Regions from separate parts of the Homo sapiens genome. Here region 2 is linked to region 1. Evidence: read pairs that join two places in POLR2A ChIA-PET (ENCODE). Cell type or tissue: IMR-90. All regions are shown on one strand. Links, peaks and the distances in the headings refer to the core of each region. The heading gives the core; the rest is flanking DNA.

Region 1 (16,214 bases), core at 3,417-11,416:
ATGGGCTATAACCCCCATTTTCAGGAGGAAGCAAATCAGAACTGGGGAAGGAGTGGAGGGAAAACGAGTGTGTGCGCCTGAAAAACGCAAAGTTGGAATTCTAATTTTGTATTTGGAAAACATAAGTTTCAGTGGAAACTGAATAAGCAAAAGAAAATACTGACTACTGAAACAGGCAAACACGAACTGTCTTATGCATATCTCAACTGGGGAAAAGACATCTTATTCATCTTTATAGCCCTAACTGGCACATAAGGAGTACTCAATAAATACTGAGTTGTCCGGGTGAGGTGGCTCATGCCTGTAATCCCAGCACTTTGGGAGGTGGGTGGATCACCTGAGGTCAGGAGTTCGAGACCAGCCTGGCCAACATGGTGAAACCCCGTCTCTACTAAAAATACAAAAATTAGCTGAGCTTGGTGGCGGATGCCTATAATCCCACCAGCTACTTGAAAGGCTGAGGCGGGAGAACCACTTGAAACCTGGAAACGGAGGTTATAGTGAGCCAAGATGGTGCCACTGAACTCCAGCCTGGGCGAGAAAATGAGACTCCATCAAATAAATAAATAAATAAATAAATAAATAATAAATAAATAGGCCAGGTGTGGTGGCTCACGCCTGTAGTCTCAGCACTTTGGGAGGCCAAGGCAGGCAGATCATGAAGTCAGGAGACAAAGACCATCCTGGCCAACATGGTGAAACCCCATCTCTACTAAAAATACAAAAAATTAGCTGGGCATGGTGGCATGGGCCTGTAATCCCAGCTACTCGGGAGGCTAAGGCAGGAGAATTGCTTGAATTTGGGAGGTAGAGGTTGCAGTGAGCCGAGATCATGCCACTGCACTCCAGCCTGGCAAGACAGCGAGACTCCCTCTCAAAAAAATAAAAATAAATAAATAAATAAATGCTGAGTTGATCTGAGGCCTTGAACACTCATAATCAGTAACCAAAAAACAGGGCTTCTGGTGTTTTAACAGATAATGAGGTTTTAAAAATTATATAAATCAAAGTCGAATGAATTTTCTTCAAACTTTACCTTCATAAGTAATTTTACATGGTATACCTAGATCTCCCAATTCCAATGAAACCGTTAGACATACACACTCTTTTCTGGCCTCCATTCTGCTTTATTCCTCCTCCTCTTCATGGCCAAATCCATCAAAGATGCTGCCTTTCCAGTTCTTCTTCTCTCTGAGCTTCTGAGACGTGGTTTCTATTTTCACACCTGGACTCTTAATCACTAGTTTCTTATGGTTCTGCTCAATATCCTCCTCCTATTCTAAAGATTCTTTTTTTTGTTTTTTTTTTTTGAGACGAGGTCTCATTCTGTTGTCCAGGGTGGAGTGCAGTGACATGATCACAGTTCATTGCAGCCTCGACTTCCGCAGGTTCAGGTGATCATCCCACCTCAGCCTCCCGAGTAGATGGAACTATAGGCACGTGCCACCATGTCCAGCTAATTTTTTGTAGAAATGAGGTCTCCTTATGTTACCCAGGCTGGTCTCAAACTCCTGGGCTCAAGCGATCTGCCCACCTCAGCCTCCCGAAGTGCTAGGATTACAGGCATGAGCCACGGCATCCGGTCACTATTCCAAAGATTCTGATTCTGCGTTTTTTTTTTCTCTTGAGACAGGGTCTCGCTCTGTCACCCAGGCTGGAGTGCAGTGGCGTGATCTTGGCTCACTGCAACCTCCGCCTCCCGGGTTCGAGCAATTCTCGTGCCTTGGCCTCCCCCAAGTAGCTGGGATTACAGGCACGTGCCACCACACCCAGCTAATTTTTGTATTTTTTTAGTAGAGACAGGGTTTTGCCATGTTGGCCAGGCTGGTCTTGAACTCCTGACCTCAGGTGATCCACCCGCCTCGGCCTCCCAAAGTGCTGGAATTACAGGCATGAGCCATCGCGCCCGGACTGATTCTGTTCTTATACACTTTCATCTTCAGGTACTGCTATTCAATAGCCTCTGAAGCAAAAATAGGAGCTCAAATATGTTTCATTCAGCTTAACCAAACTGCAGAAAAGTCATTTTATCAAAAGCAACTATGTCCCCAGAGTGAAACACCATCATTTGATGTGACATGTGTACGTGCAGCAAGGAAGCCTGAGCGGGAGTTCCTAATCCCCTCTTCCTCCTAGCTCCCCGCTGGGATGACTCCACCAAAATCACCTTGGCCCAGAGCTGGAGCCTGGAGAGCTCAGGCAAAGCTGAAACCTTGGGGTCACCAAAAGAGGTGGTAACTGGGGTATCCCCGATTGCAGTGCCTCAGAAAGGTGTAGACTGGAGAGAAGACCACCCCTTTATTCCAGTGATTGTGGGGTTGGGTAAAGGGAGACTCAACAAACACCAAGGGGGCTCACTAAGTGAGAAAGCCACTTGCTGTGGAAATTTCTGGGAAATTCCATTTACATTCACTCTGATGCCAGCAGCAAAGTGGAATATTACAAAATAGGGATGGGACAGCTCATACATGAGATGGGCTTCTCCCAACAAATCCACAGCAAACACCCACTGGAGAAAAATCCTTATCTTCCACTTTCTGTTGGTTCACCAACGGTCAAAAGATCCTAACACCCTGTTTCTGAAAGTGTTAACAACATTCTCAGTCAGTAAAAGAGGAGGCAAAAAAAAAAAAAAGACTGCAAGTCCTCTAGGGGGATAGAGTGGCCTGAAGAATGATGCATTAGTCATCTTGGACTGCCATAACCAAAATACCACACACTGGGGGACTTAACAGTAATTTATTTTCTCACAGTTCTGGAGGGGACCTTCTTCCTGGCTTGCAGATGGCCACCCTCTCCCTGCGTTCTCATGTGGTAGAAAAAGCTAGCGTTCTGGTGTCTCTTCATGTAATAACACTAACCCTATCAATCAGGATTCATACTACGACTTCACTTAACCTTCTATAAAGACCCTATCACCAAATACAGTCACACTGGGGGTTAGGGCTTACACATATGAATTTTGAGGCATACGATTCAATCCATAGCAAATGGAGGCCAAGTCAAACAACTACAACAGTTGGTTACAAATGAAAACCTCAACATGGAAGAATATCACAAGCATGAAGTAGAGTAAAAGAAATAGACACAAAATAATACACTATTATTAAAATACTCTAACATTCTATTAGTACAATGTTAAAACAACAAACAGACAAAACCTATGGTATTAGAAGGTGGCACAGTGGTTCACTTGAGGAGGTGGGGTAGTGAAGGGATTTGAAGGAGGCCAAAGGGAGGCTTCTAGGGTGTGGGTCACAGTATATTTTTTGCCCGGGTCATGGTTATTCAAATGTGTTTACTTTGTGATAATTCATCAAGCTGTACACTTATGATTTGGGCACTTTTTATGTATGTTACGTTTCTTTTTGTTTTGTTTTTGAAATGGAGTCTTGCTCTATCGCCCAGGCTGGAGTGCAGTCGCGCGATCTTGGCTCACTGCAACCTCCACCTCCTGGGTTCAAGCAATTCTCCTGTCTCAGCCTCTCAAGTAGCTGGGACTACAGGCACACACACCATGCCCAGCTAATTTTTGTATTTTTAGTAGAGACAGGGTTTCACCATATTGGTCAGGCTGGTCTTGAACCCCTGACTTCAGGTGATCTGCCTGCCTCGGCTTCCCAAAGTGCTGGGATTCACAGGCATGAGCCATTGCACCCAACCTGTGTTACATTTCAGTAAAGAGTTTTTGTGTTTTTAAAGTCAATGATGACTTTAAATAAAATGTCAATAGATAATGCCTAAACCTGAAAAACAAGTAAGACTACAAGCATGTTATAAAGTATGAAAGAATCATTTAAAAGACTAAAGAATCACTTTAAAAGATTAAAAGTGGCCATCCTGGGAGACAAGGAAACCAGTGAGTCTAGGGGACTCTTTTTTAACAAGTCTTGACTCTTTAAACTGTGTGTAATATGTAACTTGAATAAAAATAATTACATGAAAAGTTATTTTCATAACCATAATGAGGACATTGGTTAAAGATGGCATATTGATCACATGCATTTCTCTGTCCTGCCACCTGATAGGCCCACTGAAGAACAAAGACCAAATGACAAAGAATGGCCAAGAGAAGGGAAGGGCTGCCACCAGAAGACAAGTGACTTCAAAGAATTTCTGGGAGATAAAAATCTGACAGCAGTACAGTGGAACATGTAGCAGGGCACAGAAAGACAACCCTAGAATATGCTTGGAAAAGGAAAAACTCAACTGTCCATAGAAAATAACTCTGTGTTGCGTGTGTGGAATGTCCCAGTGTAAAGACCGACGTTCCTCTGGCCTCTATGAGGCTAAGCCAGGCACTCGTCACCCCTTTACTGGGAGCTCTCAGCTTTCTTCTTAGGGCTCCACTCTTGAAGACATGAACAAAATAAAAAAATCACACAAATGAGGAAAGCCTGTGATTTTTCCTGATGCCTTGCTCCATAATTAAGCCTCTTCTTTCAAAAAAGGAGCTACAGTCAATTCTCATTGTTCATTCTATGCAGTTACTGTGCTCACTGAATTAGTGAATACGAAATCATTGCTTCTGGGGGTTAGGTTTCTGCAAGCCTCTGGTCACAACATTTTGCAACAGCAGATTAATACATAAGTTTGTTTTATGTGTGTGTCTGTTTAAGAACACCTTCTTTACTATATATGATTGGTTAACACTGAATTCACAGCCACAGCACTGTAACGCACACTTGAGTGAAACTTCTAACACGTGCATCTTCTTTGTAAAGCACCATAGCCATGTGCAGTGCAAGGAAAAACTCAACTGTCCAGAGTTTTATCCATGGCAAGGCTATGATGTGCCTTACAAAGAAAATGCAGGTGTTAGGTAAGTTTCACTCAAGGGTGCGTTAGGAAGACTAGACAGCACTTCAGCACTATGCTTGGGGCCCATTTTAAATGGCAAAATCATCAACAAAAAGTACAAAAATGAAAAAAAAGGCATTAAATAGATCACAAAAAAGACACTGGTTTACGGCACAAAGACTGAAAAAAAGAAAGCAAAGTGTCCCCTTGTTGAACCTCAACTAGGGATGTGCATATTTTTTCACCGTTCTGCATATGTCCGAAAAGGATTACCAAAGCGCTGTACTGATTTGGGTGTTACAAATAAATTTTTTCGAACAGGTAAATTTGCAAATATAGAAACCACAAAAAAATGAGTATTAACTATCTGCCTGGAAATGAATAGTGGTGATGGTTGCCCAATAATGTACATATAGTTGATGTCACTGAACTACACACTTAAAAAATGGTTAAAATTATAACTTTTATGTTGTATGTATTTTACCACACACACAAAAAAAGTGTTGGCCAGGTGTGGTGGCTCATCCCTTTAATCCCAGCACTTTGGGAGGCCCAGGCAGAAGGATCACTTTAGCCCAGGAGTTCGAGACCAGCCTGAGCAACATGGGGATGCTTTGTCTCTGTAGAAAATACAAAAAATCAGCCGGATGTGGTAGTACACACCTCTGGTCCCAGCTACTCAGGAGGCTGAGGTGGAAGGACTGCTTGGGCCCAGGAGGTAGAGAGCTGCAGTGAGCCAAGATTGCACCACTGCACTCCAGGCTGGGCGACAGAGCAAGACTCTGTCTCAAAAAGAAAAAAAAATGTTCAAAACTGTGGAATTCCGTGATTTTTTATATATAGGGATTAGGCTTATATGGAGCTTTTTTCCTGCACATTAACCATACCTCCAGGTTGTACTAAAAGCATGCTGACTGTTTTTATGCTTTTTAGTTATATAACATATGTATTCTATATCTTATATGGAATATATAAATTATATCTTACACCAAGGCTTTCTTTCACCCTTGTCTGCTTGTTTCCAAAAGTTTCTGTTTCTTTTTCTTAAGAGACAGGATCTCGCTATGTTCCCCAGGCAGTGGCTATTCACAGAAGCAATCTTGATCCCAATCCCCATCCCACTGATCAGCAGAGGAATTTTGACCTGCTCCGTTTCTGGGCCAGTTCACCCCTCCCCTCAGACAACCTGGTAGACCCCTGCTCTTGGGATATAATTAATTTTTAATTGAAGCAAATCATTCTGGGTTTTAACTTTTTTTGTCAGTCACTACAGTTGTTTTGAATAAAAATTCATCACTGTCTACCCACCCCCAAGAAACCACTTGCTGAGTTTTGGTATAATGTCAAAGAACAATATCCACAATCACCTGAAAAGGTATTAATATGCTCCCTTCCTTTTGTAGCTACATTTCTTTATACACTTCAACCAAAACAACATACTTAAATAGTGTGAATGCAGAGCAGACACAGGAACCCAGCTAACTTCTATTAAGCCAGATATTAAAGGGGTTTGCAAAGAATTTAAACAATTCACTCTTTTCAATAATTTGCTTTGGAAAATAGTTGTTTTTCATAAAAATATGTTATTTACATTACCATGTAACAGGATTATTATTTTTGATGAATTAATATATATTTTAAGTTTCCTAAGTAATAACTTCCAATTCAGCAGCTATCAATACATATAACCCTAATAAATAAAAGCTTTGGGGAGTTCTCAATTTTCTATTTATTTATTTATTTATGAGACGGGGTCTCGCTCTGTCACCCAGGCTGGAGTACAGTGGTACAATCTCGGCTCACTGCAAGCTCCACCTCCCGGGTTCACGCCATTCTCCCACCTCAGCCTCCTGGTAGCTGGGACTACAGGCGCCCGCCACCACGCCCAGCTAATTTTGTTTTCGTATTTTTAGTAGAGACGGGGTTTCACCATGTTAGCCAGGATGGTCTCGATCTCCTGACCTCGTGATCCGCCCGCCTCAGCCTCCCAAAGTGCTGGGATTACAGGCGTGAGCCACCGCGCCCAGCCTCAATTTTCAATTTAAAGGAGTTCTGAGACAGAAACGTTTGAGAACTGCTGTTCTCATCAATGGCATTGTACACAACCACTGAAATGAACAATTATGACGATTAGTGGCAACGTAGAAAACTGCTTTGGATAAAATTCCGAGGGCGGAAAAAACAAGATACAAAATTATAATCAAAAATATGTTGAAAAAACATGTATATGGAAAATATACAAAAACAAAAATGGTATTCAGAATATTAGGATTGTGGGGTTTTTCTTCTCTATTCTCCAAACTTTCTGTAAAGTTGTTAACATAGTCTTCACCAACAAACTCGTGACTAAACATAAGCATTTATGCAAAGTCTCAGGAAGTTTCACACACCCCAGGATGAAGAAACGTGGTTTCAGGAGTGAAGCAACAGATGAAAAGGCAGGCGGGGGAGGACTAAGTGACTGAGGGGTGGGATCATCAGTTCCTCCCAGGCAGAAGAGAAGATTCTTATCTAGAGAAACTGGATACTCTCAGAAATCTAAGGACACAAATATCTGGGGTCTTCAATAAAAGCACCAGACAACTCCCAATAGGAAAGCTCTGTGGTCAAACATGTCCTATTCATACAAACACAGCTTGTGATCAGATGCTTAGGGCTCCACATTAGGTACAGACAACCAGAGGCTACCAGACATCCAGAGAAAGTCTCTATATGAAAGAGCGGTAACAAGAAAGAACCCCAGAAAAAAAGAGAAGCAATGCAGGGAACAAAAATCTACTTTATAAAAGAGCTAAAAAAAAAAAAAAAAAAAAAAAGCCTTTACTATTCTCAGGGAGTCAGCAGAAGAAACAACATTCATAATACCAGGGCTAGATGCTGTAAAGACAGTAACAACAAACAGATGAAAATGATCAAAGAGTGAGCTGGGGAGAGAAGAGGAGACACACACACAGCTTTCTTTCTTTTGAGACAGAGTTTTGCTCTGTCACCCAGGCTGGAGTGCAGTGGCGCGATCTCGGCTCACTGCAACCTCTGCCTCCCGGGTTCAAGAGATTTTCCTGCCTCAGCCTCCTGAGTAGCTGGGATTACAGGTGCGCGCCACCACGCCCAGCTAATTTTTTTGGATTTTTAGTAGAGGCAGGGTTTCACCATGTTGACCAGGCTGGTCTCAAACTCCTGACCTCAAGTGACACTTCTGCCTTAGCCTCCCCAAGTGCTGAGATTACAGGCATGAGTCACCGTGCCCGGCCCACACACACATTTTTAACAGAAAGAATGGAAGATGAAGTTAAAAATATCTCCCAGAAAGTAAAAACATAGAGATAGAAGATAGATTTTGAGGCTCTTTTCAAGCACTCCAGTCTCTGCTTAAGGATTCCAGAATGAAGATTTTTAAGTTAAAAAAGAGACAATTTTCCAGAACTGAAAGACAAAAACCTCTATATTAAAAGGGTCCAATGAGCACCAAGAACAATGAATGAAGACTAACCCTTGGCACCTCAATGGCTAATTTCTAAAAACCAAGGATAAACTTCCAGAAAGAAAAAAAATATTACATACTTAAGCTACTTACATGGTTATACTCCAGTCTTTGACATTCCCAATATCTGAAAACCTTTCATGATCCAAGTTTGAGCTTCCCATTCTTTAACTAACTTCTTCTACCTTCCTGCTCACTCAATCTAGTACTCTAATAACTGTTGGAACTTACCAGGATCTGTAATTCACTGACCCCACACCTTCATAGGGTCAGTCTTCCTCCTCAAGTTCTTAGTTCCTAATTATATCACTAATTTCATTGTGATGTTGTTGTATAACAATGCTCCTGGGGTGTTGTATAACAATGCTCCTTTGTCCTTTCACTATACTAATGTGACAAAACCCCAATCTCTGCAAATGCCATGCCTGCAGCTGGGCAACTGAATGTGGCTGGAGAGTAGCACAACGCCATGCTGACTCTTCCCACTTTAAATCCTTGGTCACCAACCTCAGGGAAGCCTTAAGGCTGCCTGGCAATTCTATTACATTTCTCTAGTCCATTCACTCTCCTGCTTATCTGGCAATTATTTTAACCTCCTCACATCTCTAATACATCTCCTCATCGTAGCAGATCAGTTTGCTTTCCATTTTACTGAAAAAACAGTTTGCACTCAGAAAATTTCTACAAGCTCCTACTACCATAAGGATCCCCTCACCTGCACTGATGCCGGCACCCTCTGCTTTCCTCCTATTTCTTTACTTTATTTTCTTTCTTTATTTTTTGAGACAGAGTTTTGCTCTTGTTGCCCAGGCTGGACTGCAGTGGTGCGATCTCGGCTCACCACAACCTCTGCCTCCTGGGTTCAAGCAATTCGCCTGCCTCAGCTTCCTGAGTAGCTGGGATTACAGGGGCACGCCACCATGCCCAGATAATTTTTTGTATTTTTAGTAGAGATGAGGTTTCACCATGTTGGCCAGGCTGGTCTCGAACTCCTGATATCAGGTGATCCACTCGCTTCGGCCTCCCGAAGTGCAGGGATTACAGGCGTGATCCACCACGCCTGGCTTGCTTTCCTCCTATTTCTATGGAAGAACTGTCCATGTTATCCAAAGACCAATGCCTCCACCATCCCCTCACCTATTCCAAAATCTCTTCGACAGCACCAATTTCCTCCTTTTTATGAGATTATCCCCATTAGTAGAGAAATATGTTGATATTTTGTCCATCTTCTAAAAAATACCTTGGCCTAATGTCTCCCTGTAGCTACCATCCCACTTATCTGTGCCTAGAAAGAGCTACCTTGCTGTCTCTAATTTATACTCACCGATTCTCTCTTGAGCTAATACATTATATTATATGTGTGAGTACTGCAAAATATTTGAAAGATAAGCTAGAACATTTTGGCCAATTAGCAGTAACACATAAAACCTAAGAGTTTATAGAAAAAGAAACAACTATTAATTTTAGACAAAGCTTTACAATTATATAAGAAAATAAATGATCATAGCCAAAGCTCAACAATACTTACACAGTCGTAATTTAAGTAAATAAGCCAAATATATCACTGCAATAGAAAAGCTAGGGAAAGAAATGTAGATATGGAAGTGGGAAGTGGAAGTCAATGATGTTTAAAATGATAAATTTGGAGAAAGCTATTGGAGTAACAGAAGAAAGAGCTTAAAAAAGTTGGGGCCTTTGAGTAATAATGCTGAGGAAAAAGAGGGATAAGAAAAGAAACTTCTGATTGTCATTAGAACTTTTTAGTATATTTGACTTGTTAAGCTATGTGCATGCATTACTTTAGGAAAATAATTTTTAAACAATAAATAACTCCAATAAAGTACAAATGACTGAAACAAGTGAGTTCTGTAGTTCGTGTGAGGGGAAAGGTCTCTGGGAGGCTATGAAAATTAGTGGGGGGAAAATAATGAACTTGAAAGAAAACTGTGGTGTAAAACAGGCAATATTTCACACCAAAATAACCATAAGCTATGAAAAGTTGGTCAAAAGCAAGACAGCAGATGCAACTAACATCCCCAGATTCATAGTAAATATGGGATAGATGCTTCCAGGACAATATGGATAATGGGTAGCATTTTCATTTAAGAGCTAAATCAGATGAATTTCACAACTGGTACATGTATTTTAAAAATATATAAAATGAGCATTTTGATATCCATTTCTGATTGGTTCATGGTCATCCTGTGGGAAGTCTCATCTAAACTGAACTTACACCATAACTAGGCTATTTAAAGGCTTGATTTAAAATGGTCTTCAGAGTGTACATATTAATGTATCTTGTTTATAATTCTTATTCCAACATGTTTGTTAAATTAAAACAACTTTCTTCCAACGAACATATAGTTTTTCATGAGTATCTTTTTTTTTTTTTTTTTTTTTTTTTGAGACAAGGTCTTACTCTGTTGCCAGGCTGGAGTGTACTGGCATGATCTTGGCTCACTGCAACCTCCGCCTCCCGGGTTCAAGTGATTCTCCTGCCTCAGCCTCCCGAGTAGCTGGGACTACAGGCGCACACCACCATCCCCGGCTATTTTTTGTATTTTTAGTAGAGATGGGATTTTGCCATGTTGGCCAGGCTGGTCCCAAACTCCTGACCTCAGGTCTCGATCTCTTGACCTTGTGATCTGCCCACCTTGGCCTCCTAAAGTGCTGGAATTACAGGCATGAGCCACCATGCCCGGCCTTCGTGAGTATCTTTTATGTTCACGACATCCTTGTGACTTAAATGCATGATATAGATTGTCCCTACTCCCTTCTTTCAGAAAATTCTTTTCACGATATAATTCTACATCTCTGTTCTTACCCCAAGGATAGCAGTTAAAACTCTCAACATAATACACAATAAGCCTTTAACTTATACTGACTCAGAACAAATTAAGTCCCCAAATCATCAATGCCACTCTTCCCACAACCCTCTGGGTTTTCTTCAGAGGTTTTAGTTCTTCAATAGGCAAGATACATCACGTTCCCATCACAGGGCAAGAGAACGCTGACAAAAATAAAGATCTTAGCTGAGAAAAGTACTAAGTAGCTGGGTGTGGTGGCTCATGCCTGTAATCCCAGCACCTGGGGAGGCCAAGGCGGGCGGATCATCTGAGGTCGGGAGTTCAAGACCAGCCTGACCAACATGGAGAAACTCTGTCTTTACTAAAAATACAAAATTAGCTGGGCATGGTGGCACATGCCTGTAATCCCAGCTACTAGGGAGGCTGAGGCAGGGGAATCGCTTGAACCTGGGAGGTGGAGGTTGCGGTGAGCTGAGATTGAGCCATTGCACTCCAGCCTGGGCAACAAGAGCAAAAGTCCATCTTTAAAAAAAAAAAAAAAGAAAGAAAAGAAAAGTACTAAGTAATAAAAATACACCAATTCACAGACCAGACCAGAGGCTTTAGGTTTCTTTCTACTAGGAATATTATACTGTTATATAAAATCAGTTTTCTAGTTAACAATTCACTTAATTCTTTACCACACGATCCAGTAATGTCACTCCTAGAGAAATTAAAACTTATGTTCACAGAAAAACCTGTACAGGAGTTCTATTCATAATTGCCAAACACTGGAAACTATTCAAATGTCCTTCAGTGGGGGAGCTAATACCAACTGTAGCACAGCCATACAACAGAATACTTCTCAGCAACAAAAAGGAACAAACTGTCAATATATGCAACAGCCTGAATCAATCTCAAAGACATGATGCTGAGTGAGAAGAAGCCAGTTTCAAAAGGTTACATACCATATGATCCCATTTTATTTGACATTCTCAAAAAAAGACAACTGACCAGGCGTGGTGGCTCACGCCTGTAATCTCAGCACTTTGGGAGGCCGAGGCAGGCGGACTGCTTAAGCTCAGGAGTTCAAGACCAGCCTGGGCAATATGGTGAAACTCCATCTCTACCAAAAATAAAATAAAATAAAATAAATAAATAAAATAAAATAAAATAAAATAAGCCAGGTGCGGTACTGTGTGCTTGTGGTCCCAGCTACTGGGGAGGCTGAAGTGGGAGGTTGCTTGAGTCCAAAAGGTGGAGCTTGCAGTGAGCCGAGATCGCGCTGCACTCCAGCCTGGGCGACAGAGCCAGACTCTGTCTCAAAAAAAAAAAAAAAGCATGCTATTAAAAAACAATATAAACTTAATTTTCGACATTCCAAATGAGAGATCAAAAGTTTCCCAAATGCAAGAAGTTATATGATTATTGCCTTCTTGAGGAAAAAAAAGTTCCATTTACATTAGCAACAAAAATTATAAAATAGCTTGAAATGAATTTAACAAGCATTATATAAAACATAGATGAAAAAAGTTACAAAACCTGAAAACAAATTTGAGACACATGCACATTCCTGAATAGAAACATTTGGCATTAGCCGGATGTGGTGGCTTACACTGGTAATCCCAGCACTTTGGGAGGCCGAGGCGGGTGGATCACCTGAGGTTGGGAGTTTGAGACCAGTCTGACCAACATGGAGAAACCCGTCTCTACTAAAAATACAAAAATTAGCCGGGCATGGTGGTGCATGCCTGTAATCCCAGCTACTCGGGAGGCTGAGGTGGGAGAATTGCTTGAACCCAGGAGGCGGAGGTTGTGGTGAGCTGAGATCACGCCACTGCACTCTAGCCTGGGCAACAAGAGCGAAATTCCGTCTCAAAAAAAAAAAAGAAAGAAAAAAAAGAAAGAAAGACTTGGCATCATTAAAATATCAATTTCCTCCCAAACTATTAATAATTTATAAAACCAACTAAACCCTCTTTTCTGGTTAGCGTGGCATGAGAACCCATAAGCAGCAAAGTCTCTCACGACACCCTGGATGAGGCGGTGCAGGAAGTCCTGCACGGGAACCAGTGAAAGTGCCCCAAGTTCCTGAAGATGGTGGAGTTGCAGATCAGCTTGAAGAACTATGACCCCCAGAAGGACAAGCGCTTCTCGGGCACCGTCAGGCTTAAGTCCACTCCCTGTCCCAAGTGTGGGTCCTGGGGGAACAGCAGCACTGTGACGAGACCAAGGCCACGGATATCCCCCCAAGTGGACACTGAGGTGCCAAAAAAACTCAAGAATAAGAATCTGGTCAAGAAGCTGGCCAAGAAGTATGATGCATTTTTGGCTTCAGAGTCTCTGATAAAGCAAATCCCACGAATCCTCGGCATAGGCCTAACAAAGGCAGTAAAGTTCCCTTCCCTGCTCACACACGATGAAAACACGGTGGCCAAAGTGGATGAGGCGAAGTCCACAATCAAGTTTCATATGAACATGTTATGTTTGGCTGTGGCTGTTGGCCACGTGAAGATGACAGACGATGAGCTTGTGCATAACATTCACCTGGCTGTTAACTTCTTGGTGTCACTGCTCGAGAAAAAACTGGCAGAATGTCCGGGCCTTATATATCAAGAGCACCACGGGCAAGCCCCAGCGCCTATATTAAGGCATATTTGAAAAGATTCTACTGCTACTAGTAAAAAAAACAAAAAACAAAAAACCAACTAATCCCATGAAAACTAATCTAATCAAAATTTCATGCTCTGTTTTTAGAAAATGGCAACTTAATTCTAAAATTCATGTGGAAGAGTAAATGACCAAAAAAAAAAAAAAGCTATGAAAATTTTGAAAAATAAGAGTCATTGGCCGGGCGTGGTGGCTCACACCTGTAATCCCAGCACTTTAGGAGGCTGAGGTGGGCAGTTCATGGGTTCAAGAGATCGAGACCATCCTGGCCAACATGATGAAATCCCCTCTCTACTAAAAATACAAAAATTAGCTGGGCGTGGTGGCACACACCTGTAATCCCACTTACTCAGGAGGCTGAGGCAGGCGAATTGCTTAAACCCGGGAGGTGGAGGTTGCAGTTAGCCGAGATCCCGCCACTGCACTCCAGCCTAGCGACAGAGCGAGACTCCATCTCACCAAAAAAAGAGAGAGAGAAAAAAAAAAGAATCATCAGGAGGGGAACTTGACCTAAAACATACAATCCACAGCTGCAGTAATAAAAACACCACAGTATGGGTATAGGACTAAATAAACAGACTGGAGAAATAACAGGACACATATGAGAATTTATTATGTGTTAACGCAGGTATCTTCAATTGTTGGGAGAGAACTGATGGTTCTGGGACAATTGTAATCCAAGTGGAAAAAAAAAGTCAGATCCCTACACCTAATACTAATCTTCCCAAATACATACCACATGAATTAAACGTTAAAATGTGAGCCATAGGAGGAGTATTAGAAGAAAATACAAAACTGGTTTTTTGTTTGTTTGTTTGTTTTTTCGAGACGGAGTCTCACTCTGTCACCCAGGCTGCAGTGCAGTGATGCAGTCTCAGCTCACTGCAAGCTCCGTCTCCCGGGTTCATGCCATTCTCCCGCCTTAGCCTCCTGAACAGCTGGGGCTACAGGCGCCCGCCACCATGCCCAGCTAATTTTTTGTATTTTTAGTAGAGACAGGGTTTCACCGTGTTATCCAGGATGGTCTCGATCTCCTGACCTCGTGATCCACCCACCTCGGCCTCCCAAAGTGCTGGGATTACAGGCGTGAGCCACTGCACCCGGCCTATAGAACTGTTTTTTAAGTCACGGGACAAATCTTCAAGAAGACATGAAACCCAAATGTAATAAAGAAAAAGATTAAATGATTTTGCCACATAAATACTTAAAAACTTCCCTAAAACAAGAAAGACATCATAAACAGTTAAAAGGAGTAATCTAGGGAAAGATATTCATAACCTACATTAACAGACACATCAGACAGATGACTGAAACATAAAGGGTTTAAATCACTAAGATTAAAAAAAAAGAAAAATGAATAAAGGATATAAACAGGAAACTTGTTTTATTTTTATTTATTTTAGAGAGTGTCCTCTGTTGCCCCGGCTGGAGTACAGCGGTACAATCATAGCACAATGCAGTCTTGTACTCCTGGGCTCAAGTGATCCTCCTTGCCTTGGCCTCCCAAAGCACTATGAATACAGGCATGAGCTACTGCGGGTGGCCAGGGAACTTGCCTCAAAAAGAAATTATGAATGACAAAAATATATAAAAAGATCATAAATCTAAGTAGTGAAAAGGGAAAAAGCAACTTCTGGTTTTCTCTACACCCTTTTTTTGTCCATACGTGCTATGGTTTGAATGAATGTCCCCTCCCAAACTCATGGTGAAACGTAATTGCTGTTGCAGCAGTACTAAGGCATGGGGCCCTGGAGAGGCAATCAGATTGCAAGGGCTCTGCCCTCTTTTCTTCCTTTCTCCTCCTCTTCCCTTCCTTCCCCACTCTTTGCCCTTCCATCACGCCCTTCATGTATCAAGAAGGCCCTGGCCAGATGCAGCCCCTGGATCTTGGACTTCCCAGCCTCCACAATTGTAAGAAATAAATTTCTTATCTTTATAAATTACCTAGTCCCTGGTATTGTGTTACAGCAGCAAAAACAGATTGAGACCTTCAGATAGACAAAAATTATCTACAGTGTAGAAGCATGTACGAAAATGAACACTCTATTCCATTTTGGTAGAATAATAAAGTAGGTACATCACTTTTTATTCAAAACCAATTTAGTAGTATCTATTACAATGTCAAATAGTCATCCACTTTCACCCAGGACTTCCATTTCTAGGAATTATCCTACAGAAACACTTAACAAGGACACGCAATGCTAAAGAATGTCCACTGCAGATCTGTTTGTAACAACAAAAATTTAGAAACAACCCTAATGCCCACTGATAGGAAATAAACTATGGTACCACCATAGCCAGGAAGACTATGCTGCCTTTAGACTAATATGTCAGATCTATGAGTACTAAGACCCAGACATGGTCAAGGTACATTACTAAGTAAAAAAACTGTCATCATGTTCCATGAGTCCCTTTCTGTTAAAATTTTTTAAAAGTTAATGTCTATATAAAAAACTCTGGGAATATACACCAAACTG
Region 2 (16,214 bases), core at 3,310-11,309, 54 kb before region 1:
GAGGTAGGAGAATCACTTAAACCTGGGAGGTAGAGGTTGCGGTGAGCTGAGATCGCACCATTGCACTCCAGCCTGTGTAACAAGAGCAAAACTCAGTCTCAAAAAAAAAAAAAAAAAAAAAGCTATACGTATGGCCAAGAAACACATGAAAAGATGCCCAATATCATTGGTCATTAAAGAAATGCAAATCAAAAGCATGAGGTACTACTTCATACCTGCTAGGAAAGCTTTAAATAATAAAATAATTATTAATTGTTAGAAAGAATGTGAAGAAAACAGGGACTCTCACTATTGCTGGATAAAATGGTACAGTTGTGAGGAAAACAGTTTGGCAGTTTCTCAAAAAATTAAACATGGAGTTACCATATTACTCAACAATTTTATTCCTAAATATATACCCAGGAAAAATGAAAACACAGCCAGGTGCAGAGGCTAACACCTATAATCCCAGCACTTTGGGAGGCTGAGGCAGGATGTCTGCTTGAGCCTAGGAGTTTGAGACCAGCCTGGCTGGGCTACATAGGGAGACCTCATCTCTACCACAACAAACAAACAGAAAAAATAAGCCAGGCATGGTGATGCATGCCTGTGGTATCAGCTATTTGGGAGGCTGAGGTGGGAGGATCACTTGGGTCTGGGAGGTCGAAGTTGCAATGAGCCGTGTTTGCACCATTGTACTTTAGCCTAGGTGACAGAGTGAGACCGTCTCCTCCCCAAGAAAGAAGGAAAGAAATTAAAACATTTAAGTCCACATAGAAATTTGTACACAATTGTTTATAGTAGCATTATTCATTTTAACCAATACATGGAAATAATATAAATGTCCATCAACAGATGAACAGTTAAATTGTAGTATATATACAGAATGGAATATTACCCCCAAAAGAAACAAAGTACTAATACATGCTGCAGGCTGGGCACAGTGGCTCACGCCTGTAATCCCAGCGCTTTGGGAGGCCGAGGCGGGTGGATCACCTGAGGTCGGGAGTTCGAGACCAGACTGACCAACATGGAGAAACCCCGTCTCTACTAAAAATACAAAATTATCCAGGCATGGTGGCGCACGCCTGTAATCCCAGCTACTCAGGAGGCTGAGGCAGGAGAATCGCTTGAACCCGGGAGGTGGAGTTTGCAGTGAGCCAAGATCGTGCCATTGCACTCTGGGCAACAGGAGCGAAATGCCATCTCAAAAAAAAAAAAAGGGAAAAGAAAATACATGCTACAAATTGGATGAACCATGAAAACATTATGCTGAGTCAAAGAAAGAAGTAGACACAAAAGGATACATGTGAAATGGTTCCATTTATATAAAATATTCAGAACAGGCAAATCCAGAGACAGAACACAGACTGGTGGTTGCCAGGGAATGAGGGGGAAGGGAGGGGGGCAGAGGGGAGAGGAGGAATGGAAAGTGATTACTTAAGGGATACAGGTGTTCTTTTTTTTTTTTTTTTTGAGATGGAGCCTCGCTTTTTCGCCCAGGCTGGAGTGCAGTGGCACCATCTCGGCTCACTGCAACTTCTGCGTCCTGGGTTCAATCGATTCTCCTGCCTTAGCCTCCCGAGTAGCTGGGATTACAGGTGCCCGCCACCATGCCTGGCTAATTTTTGTATTTTTAGTAGAGATGGGGTTTCACCATGATGGCCAGGCTGGTCTTGAACGCCTGACCTTGTGATCTGCCCACTTCAGCCTCCCAAAGTGCTGGGATTACAGGCGTGAGCCACTGCGCCCGGCCACTTTTTTTTTTTTTAAGGACAGGGTCTTGCTCTGTTGCCCAGGCTGGAATATGGTGATGTGACCATGACTCACTGCAGCCTCAACCTCTTGGGCTGAAATGATCTTCCCACCTGAGCCTCTCAAGCTCTCAAGTAGCTGGTACTACAGGTGTGCATCATCACGCTCAGCTATTTTCTTTTTAATTTTTTTTGTAGAGATGAGGTCTCACTCTGGTGCCCAGGCTGATCTCAGACTCTTGGGCTCAAGTGATCCTCCCACCTCAGCCTCCCAAAGCGCTGAGATTATAGGGGTTAGCCACTGTGCCCAGCCTAAACAGATGCTCCTTCTGGGGAGCTGAAAAAGTTCTGAAACTAAAGACAGGTGTTGGCTGCACAATACTGTGAGTGTACCAAATGCCACCGCATTGCCCACTTTAAAATGGTTAATCATTGTCATGTGGATTCACATGAATTTAACTTCCAAAACAAAAAACTAAAAAGCAAGGAACAAGTCACAGCTATGGACTTTTTTTTTTATTTTTTGAGATGGAGTCTCGCTCTGTTACCCAGGCTGGAGTGCAATGACACAATCTCAGCTCACTGCAACCTCCATCTTCTCGGTTAAAGCAATTCTCCTGCCTCAGCCTCCCGAATAGCTAGGATTACAGGAGCACGCCACTATACCCGGCTAATTTTTGTATTTTTAGTAGAGATGGGATTTCACCATGTTGGCCAGGCTGTTCTTGAACTCCTGACCTCAAGTGATCCGCCCACTTTGGCCTCCCACAGTGCAGGGATTACGGGTGTGAGCCACCGTGCCTGGCCATAGCTATGGAATTTTATCAGATAATTTTTAAACAAAGATAGAGCAGTCACTTTTACTACAGCTTGAGCAGACCATCTACAGAGAAATCCCAAAGACTCATGGGAGAAAATAATAATGTTGCTAACTACCTTTTTTCCTTTGTAAGTAATTTAGTATGGGTGGACTGAAAATACTCATGATTCACTTTCAGAAGGGCAGCGTGTGTAGACAAGAGCAAAGGGGAAGAGAAGTCATGAAGGCAGGGAATAATGCCCTCATCTTCTCTGGTAACTGTCAACAAACGTTGGAGACGGAATTTTAACTGCAGGAGTATGGAAACAATAATCCTACTGTATGGCATTTGGAGGCCAAAATAAACTTTTCACACAGGGTTTACTTCGACTAAGCATAAGGTCAGAGGATGAAACATGCAAAGCCCCTTGGGGTCCTTCATGCACCCAGTCCCCAGAATGGAACAATGAAGGGCTTTCAGAGAGCAACAGGGTTTCTCCACAGCCTCCTCAGTCCAGGGTTTTTCTGGAGTTGGAGGCAGGGCTGCATCATTGTTAATTTTGTAGGGAAAAACGTGCTTACAGAATAATCTTAAGATTGTTTACTTCTCTGCAAATTCTTTAATATGTTAGGTTAGATAGAACATACTTCAATACACAGAAAAAAGTTTCTGAAGCTGAATGGATTCAATTTAATTTAGTAAATATTATCTACTTACTGGGGAGATTTTGTTACAGATAGGGATTAAGAGCTGGATTCAGGTTGGCAGTGTAATTTTAGGCAATTACCCAACTTTTTTTTCACCTTAAAATGTAGCTAATCCATGAAAAAGCACTGAGCATGGTCCTTGGCACATGGTAAGAACTCAGCCAACACTCTTCATCATTAGAGCTCTTTGAAGACTCAGTGTGAACACCACATCTTTGGGGCACTGGCAGTCAGACCTCCCCGTGTGTGCACGTAGGCTTCCATCTGCACTGTCACTGTTTTCATTCACTTCCTGTTAGACTGTGAGGTCTTTCCATGTCTCAGCACCTGACAACCTAAGGCTCAGCAGGTGTCCGAAATAACTGGAACCAGGCCTTGAAATAAAGGACCTATCACCATCTAGTGTCTATGGTGGGTGTGCTATGCTCTGAATGTGTCCCCTCCAAAACTCATGTTTAAGCTTTATCTCCCATAGGAGAAAACAGTATTTGGAGATGAGTCTTTTAGGTGTTTAGGCCACGAGGGCTCCGCCTTCATGAAGGGATTAGTATCTTTTTTTTTTTTTTTGAGAAGGAGTCTCGCTCTGTCGCCAGGCTAGAGTGCAGTGATGCGATCTCGGCTCACTGTAACCTCTGCCTCCTGAGTTCAAGCAATTCTCTACCTCAGCCTCCTGAGCAGCTGGGATTACAGGTGCCTGCCACCACGCCCAGCTAATTTTTGTATTTTTAGTAGAGATGGCGTTTCACCATCTTGGCCAGGCTGGTCTTGAACTCCTGACCTCGTGATCTACCCACCTCGGCCTCCCAAAGTGCTGAGATTACAGGCGTGAGCCACCGCACCCGGCCAGATTAGTGTTTTATAGAAGGGCTTGAGGGGGTGAGTTCACCCCTTCTGTCCCTTCAGCCACATGACAACACAGCATTTGTCTCCTCTGGAGGATGCCAGCACCAAGGCATCATGTTGGAAGCAGAGAACAGGGCCCTTGCCAGACACGGAACTTGTTGGTGCCTTCATCTTGGACTTCTCAGCCTCCAGAATTGTTAAGAAATAAATGTCTTTTCTTTATAAATTAGCCAGTCTCAGGTATTTTGTTACAGCAGCAAGAATGAACTAAGAGAGTGTCAACAATAAATACCTACAATGCAGCAGGTAGGATTTCTGTAAGTTAAGATTGGGCATGGCTGCCTAGTAGAGAGGGCATTCCAGTACGAGAGACCACAGGAGTAAAATGAACACCTGGTGTCTAGCTGGTTCCAACCCTACCACCCTAAGACCACTCTATAGTTCAACAACACTTACACTAGGGACAGTGGAGCTTTTCTTGCGTTCAGGAATATCCGCCTTATTAGGATTACTTGCATTCCCAAGCATGGGACTGGCTGGAGCAATTCCCTTTCCTCCAACAGCACTGCCACTTGATTTCCGGGAGGAAATTCCATCTTCTTTGAGGTCACTATCTGCAGTGCTGGTCTGACTCCTTTTCGGATACGCCACAACAGAAGGAATAGCTGGTCCAGCTAAAATAAAGAGTTCATTTTTTAAATGACTGAATATAGTTTCAAGTTTTATTTTGTGACAGTAACCATATTTTGTAAGATGATCTAAGGTTGCTATTCACCTAAAAAATGTAAAACAGTAAAATCCTCTAAGATGTTTCCCACTTATATCTAATGTTTGCCTTATGCAATGAATTCAATATTGAAATTTCACTTAATACTCCTTTCTACTTAAAACATTTTTTTTTTAATAGTAAGAGTTTAGAGTTGTCCTTTGGAAACATCTTAAGGTGGTGGTACTGCATAGATTCAAACTAATTAGATGCATACGTAACAAGCAGAATGAACCAGTTCATCTTGTACATCTGAGTGAATTACATCCTCTTTTGTAGGAGAGATGCCATCACCTTTTGGAAGAGAAAAGTATAGATTTTATGGGCCACTTCTTTTGAAGTTTTATCTTGGATCTTTTTAAAAGCACTCATAATCTTCTAGATAAACCGGAGTTTGAGTAGACAGGGGAAGGTGTAGAAGCAGAGGAATCATGCAAGCGACAGGGAGGAAGTCGGTGGAGGTCACTAGTCATTCCTGCCACTCCAGGAGGAGTGTGTCCAGGGACATGTGCCTAGGGACATGTGGATGACAGACTAATGTCCTGTAGTAAACCATATAGAGACTCCAATAGCAGCACAGGAGATTCAGAGGGCAAAGAATCTTGGAAATGAACATGATAACTAGTATATGCCTCAGATATGATAATCCAGTGGTAATCTTAAAAGACAGAGTCAAATGCTTGTTTTTTCTTTTTCGAGACGGAGTCTAGCTCTCTCGCCCAGGCTGGAGTGCAGTGGCGCAATCGCGGCTCACTGTAACCACTGCCTACTGGGTTCAAGGGATTCTCCCGCCTCAGCCTCCGGAGTAGCTGAAACTACAGGCGCATGCCAACTAATTTTTTTTTTTTGTATATATTTTTTTTTTTTTAGTAGAGACGGGGTTTCACAGTGTTAGCCAGGATGGTCTCGATCTCCTGACCTCGTGATCCACCCACCTTGGCCTCCCAAAGTGCTGTGATTACAGGCATGAGCTACTGCGCCCAGCCTGTTTTTTCTAAGGCAGAAGAGAATTTATATTTTAGATATATTAAAGGTGGGAGGTGTGTGGTAGTTCATGCTTGTAATTCCAACACTTTGGGAGACTGAGGTGGGAGGATGGCTTCAGCTCAAGAGTTTGAGGCTACATGTGGCTTGGGTGACAGAGTGAGAACCTGTCTCAATAAATAAATTTAAAAAACAAACAAACAAAAACCGGGAGTGGGGAGGAGTTAGTTCTTGGACAAAAATCTAAATGGCAAACCTATTTGGAACTGAATTAAAAGTAAATGAGGGCTTAATTTTATTTGTGGGAGAACAACAACTAAGCTTTCGGTTTAGTGATTTTAACATATAAAACAAAAACTTAATCAAGCATAGGGTGATATTAGCCTCAATGCTTATCTTTCTTCCCAATACCATGAGACGTCTACTGACATTGTGAACTTTCAGATTACTACTGATTGGCTTTCCAGCTTTTATTTGTGTTTAGAAAATACAAAACCTTTTAAGATTTGAGATTCTGAAGAGAAACAGACCTTGATCTAATCCACTGACCTCGTTCAGATTTCCCCAGTTTTACTTGCACTAATTTGTATGTTTGTGTATCTCATTCTATACTCTTTTATTACATGTTCAGATTCATGTGGTCACCATCAGTCAAGATTCAGAACATTTCCATCTCAAAGACCCTGTAGACTACCCTTTCATAGCCACAGCCACTTCCCTCTTACTCTCCCTTTTGCTAAACCCCTGCAACCGCTAACCTGCTCGCCATCTCTAGAATTCTGTCATTTCAAGAATGTTATATGAATGGGCATCCATGGAATGTAACCTTTTGTGTACTTTCATGCAGTATAATTCCCTTGAGATCCATCTGAGTTGTGCACATCATAGTTTGTTCCTTTTTTTTTTTTTCGAGACGGAGTCTCGCTCTGTGGCCAGGCTGTGGAGTGCAGTGGCTCAATCTTGGCTCACTGCAACCTCCACCTCCCAGGTTCAAGCGATTCTCCTGCCTCAGCCTCACAAGTAGCTGGGACTACAGGCGCCTGCCACCATGCCCGGCTAATTTTTTGTAATTTTAGTAGAGACGGGGTTTCACCATGTTGGCCAGATGGTCTCGATCTCTTGACCTCGTGATCTGCCTGCCTCGGCCTCTCAAAGTGTTGGGATTACAGGCGTGAGCCACCGCGCCCAGCCTGTTCCTTTTTATTGTGAGTAGTAGTCCATGGTATGGATGTGTCACACAGAAATTTCATTTTTTTTTTTTTTTTTTTTGAGATGGAGCCTCGCTCTGTTGGCCCAGGCTGGAGTGCAGTGGCATGATCTTGGCTCACTGCAAGCTCCACCTCCCAGGTTCACGCCATTCTCCTGCCTCAGCCTCCTGAGCAGCTAGGACTACAGGCACTTGACACCAAGCTCAGCTGATTTTGTTTTTGTATTTTTAGTAGACACAGGGTTTCACCGTGTTAGCCAGGATGTTCTCGATCTCCTGACCTCGTGATCCGCCCACCTCGGCCTCCCAAAGTGCTGGGATTATGCGACCGGCCAGAAATTTCATTTTTATGTAATCAAATTTGTAAGTCTTTTATTTCATGGGTTTGGTGTTTGGGGTGACAGAAACACCTTCACCAGTCCAAGTTACAAAGCAAATAATCCCAAGGTTTCTTTCAATATTTCTGGAGTTTTATTTACATCTTTTTTTTTTTTTTTTTTGAGACGGAGTCTCGCTCTGTCGCCCAGGCTGGAGTGCAGTGGCTCGATCTCGGCTCACTGCAAGCTCCGCCTCCCGGGTTCATCCATTCTCCTGCCTCAGCCTCCTGAGTAGCTGGGACTATAGGTGCCCACCACCACGCCTGGCTAATTTTTTCTATTTTTTAGTAGAGACAGGGTTTCACCATGTTAGCCAGGATGGTCTCGATCTCCTGACCTCGTGATCCACCTGCCTCGGACTCCCAAAGTGCTGGGATTACAGGCATGAGCCACTGCGCCCAGCCCTATATTTGTATCTTAACTCCAATTAGAATTCATCCTTGTATAAGATGTGAGAAATTGATCCAAATTAATTTTTTTTCTGAGAACTACCAAATTGCCCCAATACCACTCATTGATTAGTAAACAGTGATTTTTTTTTTCATTTTTTAAAAAACAAGCTAACCCCTTGAAAATCAGATGATCACCATTCGCAGAAAAAGTGCACACATATGGGGTGTTCACATGTGGGTCTCAAACGAGGAAGGACAGCTACAGATTACATCGTAGCTTTAGAGAAGCAGGCACCCATGCAGAGGTCAGCATCCACAGGCAAGGAAAAGGGAAGGGAGAGGTGAGACGAGGCAGGAGGATGAGGTGAAAGTTAGCCCGGCTATACAGGCTTGCCTGCCTTCAGAAATTCCAAGAAAGATGAGGATTATGAAAAAGCTACTCCAATGAGGTGCTTCAGTGGAGAAAAAACACAGGGCTTGGACCAGCAGGCCTGAGCTCTGCCCCAGGTGTTTCTCATTTACTATGTAACCTTGGGAGACTTGGTAATCTCTCTTGGTCTATTTAGGGATAAAACAGAGGTTTGGTGAGTGTACAATACCATGTCTAAAGCTCTTTTTATCTCTAAAATTGAGCTGGGGGGAAAAAGGCACTAATAATCTGGATGGAATCTATGTGCTTAAGGAATAACTTACTAACATATTCCTTAGAGAAATGTGAAAATCCCATTGTCAGGTTTCTTCTAGGATTGAGGGACAAGTTAAACCAGATGGTTTCAGGGCAATATATGGGCATTTAATTGCCATGTGGTCCATAAGCACTAGAAACCCCCCTTGTTAGTGACTAACATGAACACAAAAAAGGCAGACCTAGATCAACACGTCACCTACAAATGCTAGGAGCACAAATCCTGATGTGAGAATGAGTTCTGAGCTCTCAGTTACACCCTAGAATAGCAGGCACTGTAGATGGTTTACTAGTGATATTAGTACACTGTTGCTTCAGTCTAAACCATGTAGAAAGGCAAGCAACAGAAGGAAGAGAAATGGAAATCAAGCCAAGTGTAATCATTTTTAGTACAAAATCAAAGCTGTCCACACCTAAAATGCCCTGTGCAGTCCTAAGTGTCAAATCTCAAGATGAAAGTATTAAGATGGAAAATGTCCAGAGAAGAGAAATAAAATGAGGCCGAGCGCAGTGACTCATGCCTGTAATCCGAGCACTTTGGGAGGCTGAGGTGGATGGATCACCTGAGTTCAGGAGTTCGGGACCAGCCTGGCCAAATGTGGTGAAACCCCGTCTCTACTAAAAATAAAAAAATTAGCTGGGCATGGTGATGCATGCCTGTAGTCCCAGCTACTCGGGAGGCTGAGGCAGGAGAATTGCTAGAACCCAGGAGGCGGAGGTTGCAGTGAGCCGAGATCGCGCTATTGCACTCCAGCCTGGGTGACAAGAGTGAAACTCCATCTCAAAAAAAAAAAAAAAAATAGATTTAGTTCCTGAATCCTGGAATAGTAGAATTAAAGGAAATATCTGCAATGTTAACATTTATAGTTATGGGCAAGTAAACACACACGCTAGCCTCAGGACTCTGACACACAGGCTGCCTTGAAGGCAGAGCAACTGTAGAGCCTGGTAAGCCTACCCACTGGGAGTCTTATGTCTCATAAAGGACTGGCTTCTAGGTGAAGTTTAAAAGGGAGAGTGGCTTAACCACACTAACAGCAAGAGTATGGATGAGAATGACACAGTACAACATTTAAACCAATTAAGGCAAAACTGAGGTTCCATATATTCTCCAGGGCTGTCCTGTCTATTATGAGAGTTACTGGCCACAACTGGCTATATATTACACTTAAGTACAAATTTTTTTTTTTTTTTTTGAGATGGACTCTCACTCTGTCACTAGGCTGGAGTGCAGTCACACGATCTTGGCTCACTGCAACCTCTGCCTCCCAGGTTCAAGCGATTCTCCTACCTCAGCCTCCTGAGTAGCTGGAATTACAGGCACACACCACCATGCCCAGGTAATTTTTTTATTTTTAGTAGAGATGGGGTTTCACCACGTTGGTCAGGCTAGTCTCGAACTCCTGACCTAGTGATCCACACGCCTCGGCCTCCCAAGGTGCTGGAATTACAGGCATGAGCCACCATGTCCGGCCAGGAAAATTTTAAAAGGGTAAAAATCAGCCAGGCCAATTACAGACTCACACGTGTAATCCAGCACTTTGGGAGGCCAAGGTGGGTGGATCACCTGAGGTCAGGAGTTCTAGACCAGCCTGGCCAACATGGTGAAATCCCGTCTCTACTAAAAATACAATATTGGCCAGGTGTGGTGGTGTGTGCCTATAGTCCCAGCTACTTCGGAGGCTGAGGTTGCAGTGAGCGGAGATCATGCCATTGCACTCCAGCCTGGGTAACAAGAGCAAAATTCCATCTCAAAAAATAAACAAATAAATAAGGCCAGGCGCGGTGGCTCACACCTGTAATCCCATCACTTTTGGAGGCCAAGGTGAGTGGATTGCTTGAGCTCCCAAGTTCAAGACCAGCCTAGCCAATATGGTGAAACCCTGTCTCTATTAAAAATACAAAAATTAGCCGGGTGTGGTTGTGCATGCCTGTAATCCCAGCTACTCAGGAGGCTGAGGCAGGAGAACTGCTGGGACCTGGGAGGTGGAGGTTGCAGTGAGCCAAGATCATGCCACTGCATTCCAGCCTGGGCGACAGAGCCAGATTCCATCTGAAAAATAAATAAATAAATAAATAAATAAAAATAATAAAAAATAAATAGAAATAAAAAAGGTAAAAATCATTTCCTCAGTTCAAGTACTTGATAGCCACAAGTGGCCAGTAGCTTCTTGACTGGACAGCACAGATACACAAAACTGTAATCATCTCAGAAAGTTCTACTGGACAGTGCTACTCTACAAAGTAAATCCAATGCAGAGGTGAAGAGAGTGAATAGAACTACAGACTAGCAGTTCTATTCAGTTCGGTACAGCGCCCAGTTCTAGCGCTGGGCATGGTGGCTCACGTCTGTAATCCTAGCACTTTAGAACGCTGTGGTGAGAGAATAGTTTGAACTTGGGAGTTTGAGACCAGCTTGGGCAACATAGCGAGACCCCCATCTCCATTTAAAAAAAAAAAAAAAAAGGAAAACTACAGATTAAAGCAGAGGTTCTAGAAGGGCAAATGGTAAGGTTTCCACTCAACTAAGCTTTATCCAGCAAAAATCTACTGCATGTATAAAGAAGATAAGAGCCTTGAAGTAATATGTAATCATGGCAGCACCTGCAGGAACACTAAGAAAAAATGCTGGCCAGGCACGGTGGCTCATGCCTGTAATTCCAGCGCTCTGGGAGGCCAAGGCAGGTGGATCACTTAAGGCCAGGAGCTGAAGACCAGCCTGGCCAAATGTGGTGAAACCCCGTCTCTACTAAAAATACAAAACTTAGCCAGGCATGGTGGTACACACCTGTAGTCCCAGCTATTCAGGAGGCTGAGGCAGGAGAATCGCTTGAACCTGGGAGGTGGAGGTTGCAGTGAGCCAAAATTGTGCCACTCCACTCCAGCCTGGGCAACAGAGTGAGACTCTGTCTCAAAAAAAAAAAAAAAAAAAAAAAAAAAAGAAGAAAGAAAGAAAGCAATGCCAAGAAAGGACATCAAGCCAGGCTCTGAGCAAGAGAATGCTTCCCAGTGCTAGGAGACCTCTTGCCTGGACTCTAAGAGAAGGCACTGGGATACTCCAAAACTTACCATGGTCACTGTAGCGTCTTTGCTTTTGGCTTGAAGAAACACTTCTCTGCACTTTGTGGTGAGGAGACTGGCCAGTACTGTTGTTGAGATCACTGCTCGGCCTAACCTTAGCAAGTGAAAGATTGCTGCTAGAACTGGAATCACTAGCATCCAGCTAAGAGAAAATGAGAAAAACAGAGCAAACCACAACACGAACCCAAATGGCTTATTAGGAAGTTAAACTTTTCATTAACACAGACCTCTCATAAACCGTTCATTCAGAGAGAGGAGGAATCACAACGTACAAAAATGACAACCCTAAACTCAAGCAAAAGTAGTTTTCTGACGGCTGGAAAGACACTAAAGGTAAGGTATTTATGATTTTCTTTCCAGGCTTTCTCAAATAACTTTAAATGTTGTATTTACTTCATCTGATGCTTTACGTCATTTCTAAGCTATTAATGACTACAGGTTAATTTATGAAAGACCAGGTTTATGACAACATCCATCTTTTTTTTTTTTTTTTTTTTTTTGAGACAGAGTCTCGCTCTGTCACCCAGGCTGGAGTGCAGTGGCGTGATCCTGGCTCACCGCAACCTCTGCCTCTCAGGGTCAAGCAGTTCTCTTGCCTCAGCCTCCCAAGGAGCAGGGATTACAGGCAAGCGCCAACACGCCCAGCTAATTTTTTGTTTGTTTGTTTGTTTTAGCAGAGACAGAGTTTCCCTATGTTGGCCAGTCTGGTCTCGAACTCCTGGTCTCAAGTGATCTGTCCGCCTTGGCCTCCCAAAGTGCTGGGATTACAGGCATGAGCCACCACGCCTGGCCAATATCCATCATTAAGGGTTAAGTTAAAATAGCTTATAATAGTCATAGGATTTAGATTTGCTATTTGCAAGTAAATCTAAAAAATGATGTATCAAATGTTACAAATATTCAAAAGATAAAAACTAAGAAAACAGTTTATATAAACTAATAATTACATACAGGGTATTTCAGCTCTTTCTGATTACTCTTACCTCTGAAGATTTTCTCCCCAATAACAAATATGTAGCTGTGATTTCATCGTATTTCATCTTACTAAGAGATTCTTGAATTTCTTCTTGTGAATATCCCATTCCCACCATAATATCTAAAAGAAGGGCATAATACAGTTTATGTGTTTTGTTTGGGTAAGAAATCATCCTTTTTTTTTTTTTTTTTTTTGAGACGGAGTTTCACTCTTGTTGCCCAGGCTGGAGTGCAATGGCGCGATCTTGGCTCACCGCAACCTCCACCTCCCAGATTCAAGCAATTCTCCTGCCTCAGCCTCCCGAGTAGCTGGGATTACAGGCATGAGCCACCGTGCCTGGCTAATTTTGTAGTTTTAGTAGAGATGGGGTTTCTCCATGTTGGTCAGGCTGGCCTCGACCTCCCGACCTCAGGTGATCTGCCCGCCTTGGCCTCCCAAAGTGCTGGGATTACAGGCGTGAGCCACCACGCCCGGCCAGAAATCATTCTTTTGTAGGGTAAAATAATTTTCATTTGACCTAAAAGATGACATATTACATATATTTTGTAACATAAATGGGCACTTGTTTCAGAGTTACTGGGTGCCATTATAGGAAACTGCAGGTAGTTACGTTCCTAAATATGACAGAACAGATAAACTGTTCATATGACTTGTGCTTAACTTTCCATTATTCACATTTTAGGCACAGACATGAGTCAAAACAGAAATATGTTACTTAGACAAAAACACATGAACATGCAGGCATGGAGTGATTACCTATTCTTTTTTGGTCTGAGATGTCTAGCTCTGGTTCAACAAATGGTTTGAGTTCATCTTCTTCATGCCCTGCATTGATCCACCTGTCCTTCATGATTTGCTAAAAAAGGTAAACTGTTCATTAGCAGAGTAAAATGAAATATTCTGATAACCGTAATATTTACAAAAATTTATTTTCAACATTTCATTGACTATCGTTCAAAGCATAAACTCAAAAAATATTTTTTAATGTTTCAATTCTTGCTTAAAAAGCCGCAGGATATATCCAGTATGGCATACAAATCAAGCAAAGATCTAAGGTCACTCTAAAGACTCTCCAAAGTTACTGCTTGTTTCCACCTACATGATTACCTCTAGAGTGCCGCGTTTAATTGGATTTAGCACCAGGAAACGTTTGAGAAGGTTTTCACAGTCTGTAGACATGTAGAAGGGAATTCTGTATTTCCCTCTTAATACTCTCTCTCTCAGTTCCTTTGGAGAGGTACAGAGGAAAGAAAACGAGTAAGTCAACCTTTAGGTTTAGTTAACAAAACACAACAAAAAACCCCCTGAAACCCCCCGCACTGATATAATGTTAAAAATATTAAGCCATGTAATATTAGGAAACTTCTTTTAGTTTAGTGAAGTACATGGGTGCAGCTTCTTATACCTTTAGGTTTTGCCCATCAAAGGGAAGTGAGCCACTGACTAGTGTGTATAAAATGACCCCCAGACTCCACACATCCACTTCTGGCCCGTCATATTTCTTGCCCTGGAAGAGCTCAGGTGCTGCGTATGGAGGACTGCCACAAAACGTGTCGAGTTTACCGCCAACAGTAAATTCATTGCTAAAACCGAAATCTGCTATTTTAATGTTCATATCGGCATCTAACAATAGATTTTCAGCCTAGAGGGAAAACATCAAGACAAAAATGAAATTTAGCCAAAATAGAATTAGAATTATGACAGGATTAGGCATTTTAGAAAAGCTTTCTGTAATGATATGAAGTTACCTCCTAATTAATGTGAAAACATTCTTTCTAGAGAAAAAAACAGGAGACAAGTCAGAACTCCTTATTTTATAATATTAACAATAACAAACATGAAGTACAGATTAATTCTAGCACTAATTTAAACATCAATGTCCCAAGATCAAGAAAAGCCTTGAGTTTTTCAATTGATAATAATAATATGGGGGCTGGGCACGGTGGCTCACACCTATGATCCCAGCACTTTGGGAGGCCGAGGTGGACGAATCATCTGAGGCCAGGAGTTCAAGACCAGCCTGGCCAACATGGTGATACCCTGTCTTTACTAAAAATACAAAAATCAGCTGGGTGTGGTGGTACACACCTGTAATCCCAGCTACTCAGGAGGCTGAGGCAGGAGAATTGCTTGAACTCGGGAGGCAGAGGTTGCAGTGAGCCAAGATCGTGCCACTGCACTCCAGCCTGGGCGACAGAGCAATACTCCATCTCAAAACCAAAAAACAAGAATAATATGGGGCAGGGCCAGGTACAGTGGCTCACTTGAGCCCAGGAGTTCAAGACCAGCTTGGGCAACATAGTGAGACCCTTTCTCTACAAAAGATTTTTAAAAATTAGCTGGGTATGGTGGCACACATCTGCAATCCCAGCTACTTGGAAGGCTGAGGTAGGAGGACCTCTTAAGCCTGGGAGTTTGAGGCTGCAGTGAGCTATGACTGTGCCACTGCACTCCAGCCTGGGTGACAGAGTAAAACCCTGTCTCAAAACATAAATAACTTTTTTTAAAAAGGGGCATTTCATAAAAACGGCTAAATAGCTATAAAACGGCTGTTAATGAGGAGGGGAGAATCCTAAACCTCATTCAAGAGTCAAATCATGGCTGGGTGCGGTGGCTCACGCCTGTAATCACAGCACTTTGGGAGGCTGAGGCGGGTGGATCACCTGAGGTCAGGAGTTCGAGACCAGTCTGGCCAACATGGTGAAGCCCCATCTCTACTAAAAATACAAAAAATTAGCTGGGCATGGTGGTGGGCGCCTGTAATCCCAGCTACTTGAGAGGCTGAGGCAGGAGAATCGCTTGAACCTGCGAGGTGGAGGTTGCAGTGAGCAGAGATCGCACCACTGCACTCTAGCCAGGGCAACAAAGTGAGACTCCGTCTCAAAAAAAAAAAAAAAAAAAAAAAAAAAGAGACAAATCACAGTCACTTTAAGAAACATTTCCTATGTGGCTACTCCACAGCAGATGCTATATTAGTGTCTGGATGGATAATGATGAACAAGACAGATAAAGCCCTACCCTCAGTAGCTCACAGTTTAGAAGGGAAGAAGGAGAATGATAAGCAGCTGTCCTGAGACAAAATGCCATAACTGAAGAGGCACAGGGAGTTGTGGGTTGGCACTGAAAGGTGTGAATGGCTTCCCAGATGAAGTGAAATCAAAGCACCAGAAGGTGCATCTGATCATAATGGATGTGTTGATGAGGGGTATTTCAGGCAGAATAAAGAGTCTGAGAACCCATGTGAGACACAGTATGTTTCACACAAGAAATTGAAAGACAGTATGTGAGATAGAGATGTGTAGAGGGGGCTGGGGAGATGGTCAGGGCTTAATCACAAAGGATTGTACTTGAGAAGTTTGGGTTTTCATCGTAAGAGCAATGGGAAGCCAATGAAGAGTTGTTCAAGCAGAGAAATGACCATCTTATTTGTGTTTCCTTAAAAGACCATTTTGGGTGCAGTGTAGAAAACATACATGGGAGGAAGAGGCACTAGAAACAGAGAAGAACATATAAGAAAGTAGTGTCGGAATCACCTATGAGATAATGGTGGTCTGGCCTTGGATAGTGTAACAGGGACATAAAAGAGTGAGCTTAAGAGATACTTGGAACACAGCAGCAAAAGGACCTGGTGACTGAGTGGGTAGCACAGGAGAGTAAGGTACT

What was found. ChIA-PET counts read pairs that join two places held together with the same protein. Peaks named below come from ENCODE experiments on the same cell type or tissue, not always from the same donor. Only the 100,000 strongest peaks of a DNase experiment are listed, where the experiment ranks them.
Region 2: POLR2A ChIA-PET joins it to region 1 with 11 read pairs; 5 of 35 experiments call an interaction of 5 or more read pairs at or near these places.

Annotation. Positions count from the first base shown.
Region 1 is chr14:103,409,622-103,425,835 of GRCh38, reverse strand. The region is part of intron 2 of MARK3 (microtubule affinity regulating kinase 3); the gene reads right to left. It also overlaps the pseudogene RPL10AP1. Among named protein-coding and RNA genes, the nearest start is that of MARK3, 32 kb to the right of the region's middle. RefSeq lists enhancers at 7,175-7,244, 7,255-7,364. In IMR-90, for the core only: no CTCF peak of the experiment used is centred there; DNase peaks (open chromatin) are centred at 7,235 and 8,045; H3K27ac peaks cover 731 bases.
Region 2 is chr14:103,463,536-103,479,749 of GRCh38, reverse strand. MARK3 (microtubule affinity regulating kinase 3) reads right to left here. Exons shown (of 18, transcript NM_001128918.3): 8 at 13,957-14,193; 9 at 13,659-13,778; 10 at 13,308-13,407; 11 at 12,559-12,671; 12 at 11,564-11,717; 13 at 4,540-4,757. Among named protein-coding and RNA genes, the nearest start is that of CKB, 51 kb to the left of the region's middle. In IMR-90, for the core only: no CTCF peak of the experiment used is centred there; no DNase peak of the experiment used is centred there.